2 separate regions of the Homo sapiens genome follow, and region 1 is linked to region 2. The links are chromatin loops, found by intact Hi-C in ENCODE. Cell type or tissue: psoas muscle. All regions are shown on one strand.

Evidence for each region. Peaks named below come from ENCODE experiments on the same cell type or tissue, not always from the same donor. Only the 100,000 strongest peaks of a DNase experiment are listed, where the experiment ranks them.
Region 1: it touches region 2 in a loop (2.8-fold over the local background); 1 of 110 quality-filtered maps calls a loop at or near these places.

Annotation. Positions count from the first base shown.
Region 1 is chr3:149,243,537-149,246,036 of GRCh38, forward strand. It overlaps the pseudogene CPHL1P. Among named protein-coding and RNA genes, the nearest start is that of CP, 23 kb to the left of the region's middle. In psoas muscle, no CTCF peak of the experiment used is centred here; no DNase peak of the experiment used is centred here; H3K4me3 peaks cover 288 bases; H3K27ac peaks cover 285 bases.
Region 2 is chr3:148,853,469-148,855,968 of GRCh38, forward strand. All of the region lies in intron 9 of CPB1 (carboxypeptidase B1), which reads left to right. Among named protein-coding and RNA genes, the nearest start is that of CPA3, 11 kb to the right of the region's middle. In psoas muscle, no CTCF peak of the experiment used is centred here; no DNase peak of the experiment used is centred here.

The DNA of each region.
Region 1 (2,500 bases), 390 kb after region 2:
TCACAGTCAACCTATAAAATAATTTTGGTTGATGAGCATGAAGTTTTCAAAAGTTCTGCCTGTGAAGGTAATGTGATGGGGAAGTGTGGGTGGGGCCATGTTCACTTTGGTTTGCCCCAAGCCCCACCTCTGTCTGTGTTCATCCAAGCAAAATACTTAGAAAATTATGGTAGTAAGTTCCTCCTGAAATGACAGCTGATGTTCCTATTTTTACATTGTCTACATAGCTCTAGAAAGCATGAGAATTTGCTGTGCTTGCTAAATCAGTAGTCTGTGGCATATGGGCAAGGTCCAGCACACTGCCTCTGTTACTGCAGCCCATGAGCTAAGAATGGTTTTAAAATTTCTAAATAGTTGAAAAAAAATTTAATAATATTATTTCTTGACATGTTTTATGAGATACAAATTTCAGCATCCATAAATGAAGTTTTTGGCTCTCAGCCACTTTCATTTGTTTTCCTATTGTCTGTGACCACTTTCATTCTACAGTGGCAGAGTAGAGTATGGCTTATGATAGAGACCATGTGGCCTGCAAGCCTAACTTCTTTACTATCTGGCCCTTTGCAGAAAAAATTTGCTGACCCCTGGTCTACATGATCCATACCAGTTATATGTAGTTGAATTCTATAAACAGTGTGGAGCGAGGCCCTTTCATCTGTTTCATTTGTGCAGAGCAACCTGTGGGTTACCATTGGTGAGTCAGTGAGTGAATGTTACCGTGCATTTGGTTGCTGAGTTGAAAATTATCATTTTCCTTGTCCACTTTGTTTGGTTTTGAAGCATAGGTGTTGATACTGTCTTCGAAGTACCAGGATTCATTCTCATCAAATATCATGAAGTGGAGAACACGGTGAACTATGTTGGGGTTGATGTCTTTGCGGCATACAGAGAGAGGGCCTACCAGTCCACTGTGAAGGTCCTGAGGAGGCAAAGCAAGATCGTTCACTGTGGCCACAACTAACATTTTCCCCCACAAAATAAAAGAGGTAGAATCCGGTTTTAGTTTTTAATGAGGTCAAATCCTGAGTTTTTAATTATCAGGATTCTGAGAGTGAAGAACAAAATATTTGACATGCTCAATGTTTGATTGAAGAAAAATTGTAACCTCATTCATTAGAGTTGAAGTCTAAAGAGAACACCAAACCTCTGAAAGGGATTTTAGATACATTTTTCAGTGGATTTAGCTCTATTTTTGACATTTTAATAAAAAAAGAATTTTGGTTTTAATTAGAATTCCTGGCATTGAAGTTGGTTGGCAGGAAGTCTAAAGGAGTTAGTCCCTTCACCTTTGTGCTTTTGCCCCTGCAGCAGCTTTTAGTTGAGAGTCTTGGTTTGTTTGTCTTCATTTTGTTTTTGAATTAAATCTCTGTGTAGATTCTTGTTCCAGGCAGAGTGGGCCAAGATAAGAGTTCAAATAGAATACTTGCACTGTTTTTTTTTTTTTTTAGTGCAAATAAACTTGAACCCTATAGTTGAGGGTTTTAAATATAAACACACACACACATACACCCCCCTACACACACAATATGTATATATATATTTCTTATTAATCATAGAATTATACCATTCTTTATTTATGATTACTATTGTTACTATTATTATTATTTAGAGACCAAGTTTTGCTGTGTCACCTAGGCAATGGAGTGACCATAGCTCAGCATAATCTTGAACTCCTGGACTCAAGCAATCCTCCTACCTCAGCCTCCCGTAGCTAGGACTACAGGCATGTGCCACTGCGCCTGGCTAATTTTAAAATTTTTTGTATAGACATCAGCCACCACATCCAACTGAATTTTAAAATTCTTTAGTGTATGTTGTTTTCTGTAATTCGAATACTATTCAGTGGAACAAAGTATAGTCTATTATTGTATAATTAGATATATTTTTCAATTCACAGTGAGATTATGCAAAGAATTATAAGCCTAAGTAATCATGAGGTAATAGTTTATTTTGCTCTTGAAAAATGCAGACCAATGTAGGAATAAAAGCTGAACAGTAATTAAGTTACTTAATAGAAAGTTTACATGGAACTAAGGTTCTTAAGAGCAATGATAAATACCTTCTTCCTTCCGTTATAATTTCTGGGAGGAGATAGGATAAGAACTGTTATTTGATTTAAAATTTACCTTAGCCACAGATACAGTTGAATAGTAAAACCAAGGTATGCATTCAAAGTCCAGTGAGGTAGGACCAGTTCTATCAGGTATCTGCCAAGTATATATTTGAATCTCTCCTGAAATAGACAAATGAAGTGTATTTAAATAGAGCTTTTAAAATCAGACTTCTTTACGGAGAACCAGACAATGAGCAAACACTAAAGCTATAAAAATAGTAGGCAGCATAGTCCTAGCTTTCACTTCTGGTTTCACTTCTTGCTTTGTGATCTTAGTCAATGTGGCAATTACTCAATGTGACAAAGCCTTGAATCCCTGCTCTGAACATTCCAATGTGTGGATCACATGTACCTCCTCCCTGCCCTCAAGGCTGTGCATATTAGTCC
Region 2 (2,500 bases):
CTTGGGCTACGAGCTAGATGTGACATTTTAGACTCTCTCTGTCTTTTGCTCTAGGACCAAGGCCTCATTTTGAGGAAACAGATGACAAAAGAGAACATGCATAAGATGTGAAAATTCATAGCTAAGGATTAATAAAGGCTGACCATGTTTGGCCTTGACTGAAAGCAAAGTTTTCTCTCAGGCTGGTTTATATTTAGCTTCCTTCTGTTCTTTACAATTGGTAAAACCAGCTCCAGCAACACTTCTTTTGAAGTATTCCAAGGCCACAAGGAGAAGTGAAAAAGAGCAGAGGATTTAAAGAAAGAAGAACCTAGCTCAAGTCAGCCACTTATGGGGCTGTGTGCCCTTGAGCAAGTTCTTTTATCCTCTGTGAGTGTTAGTTCTTTTATCTGTAAAATGGGGATAAAAATATCTAGCTCTTATCAAGAGCTCTTTGTAAAGCTTAAGTTTTTATGTAAATGTTAGTTCTGATTTTGAATCCACTGAGAAACAATGTAAGATGTCCCTCAAAAGGCAAGTTTTATAGAAATCATCACTAATTGGAGTTTCAAGATATGGACCGAGTTCTCTGCTGTGTCGTTGCTTCTTGGTTCTTCCATCATCTGCCCTCATCTCTTTTTACAGAAACATGAAGGGAAAAGAGTTACCACTCTAAATTGTAGCAAATGCAAGAATTACCTTTCTCTCTACCATTCTTAGCAGGGGTCAGTCATCTGGGTTGATTGGAACATTCCCACTGAGCTTGCTGCCCCAGGTGGAATTCCATTCTGCTAGAAAATTCTGTGTTGGTGAAATATGGACAGATAATGTTGAGAAGATAAATGAGTAACATTTGTGAAATTATTTGAACTCTTCTAAAGAAAAGACCCACACTGATTCCAGGGATTTTTGTTAAGATAATTGGAATTTAAAATATGATATTTTACTTGATTAATGTCTGTTCTGACTTTTTTTGTCTTTTGGCCTTGGAGGGGCTAAGAGAAAGGATTCATAGACTTTTTTTTTTAATTAATAGAAATAAGTAAAATGCACAGAAGATGTCAATGTCTAAATGTGGCATCCTATCAACCATCAATAAATGGTACCACTGCCCTCCCCCAGAAGCATCCCCAATCTCCACTCAGGTGGGTTCAGCCTCTGCAAAGCTCAGCACTCTGTACCTCCACCCAAATCTTGATTATTCATAATGCCCCTAAGCCAGAGTGTTAGACTCAGTCAACTAATCATGTGCTAGGTGCTGTGCAATCTGCTGAGGATACAAAATGAATAGCCAACAATTCCTTCCTTCAAGGAGCTCACCTGGTGAGGAAATAGATGCAAAAACAACTGATTATAGCATACAGTGAACCCTGATAAAAGTGTGGGCCCCCAAAAAGGAGAGGGGCTCAATGCTTCCTAAGAGAGTAGAGGCAGCTTCACAAAGAAGATAACACTAAAACTGAATCTGGAAAAACAATAGCAATTATCCATATTAGTAAAGAGAGAAAGAGGATTCCAGTGAAGAGAAAAGGGTACCCACAGTCATGGAGGTCAGGAGAAGCAGGAAAGGGTGTACAGGGAAGTAATTCAGGAAAATCTACCTCAGAAGGAACACGGGAATGCACAACAAATAATGTAGCCTGAGAGACAAGGCCGGACCTGGTTTGCAACAACTGTTTTTGCCAAAAGAGGTTTGACATGATAGAGCCATCGAAGACGTGGTGATGAGGTGATCTTCAGAAGATGAGAGATGAGGTGGATATCAAAATGAGAGAGCAACTGAGGACAAGAGCTGAGAACTTAGGCATAAACTAAATGTTCCTCCAGTGTGCACCTGTGACAGGAATAAAATAACAACCTTTTTAAGCTCACATCAACCTCAGATATTGCTTCAGCATCAAAAAAAAAATAGAGCAACTGTTGCCAAAAGATGCCGATGACGGTGTAGAGAGAACTTGGATGTCACTTCACATGCCCAGAGTGTGGTTTGAGGAAAGGACAACTAAACATTTTTCTGTGGCCTTAATGGAAATCATGTCTAAATTGATATAATAAGTCAAAAGAGATAACAGATCACAAGTAGCCCCCTTTGGTTTTGTCTGAAAACTGTATTACTACATTGCACCAGTAAATATATTGAGAGACTTGAAAGACAATCAATCAACACACGAGTCCAATAGATAATGACAATGACTATTAAATCTTCTCTAGTCTTCGTAACTTTATATGTTTGGAACTAATATTGAAGAATCATATTTCTACTAACTAAAAATAATAATTCAAGGCTTAAGGAAAAATTGAAGTAAAGCCTGAAGAAGGCAACCAGGGAAGGAATAAGAATTCTTTAAGATCAGAGGTTCTGCCTTTCAGATAAATAACTAACTGGAGATTTCCTTTGATAAATGGCAAGATAAAGAAATTGTAGAATGGTAGAAAATATCATGTTTACCTACAAAAAGAACTATTGCCTCACCATGTTTCACATCTCTAGAAGATGGTTTTAAATCTATTATGAGCATTA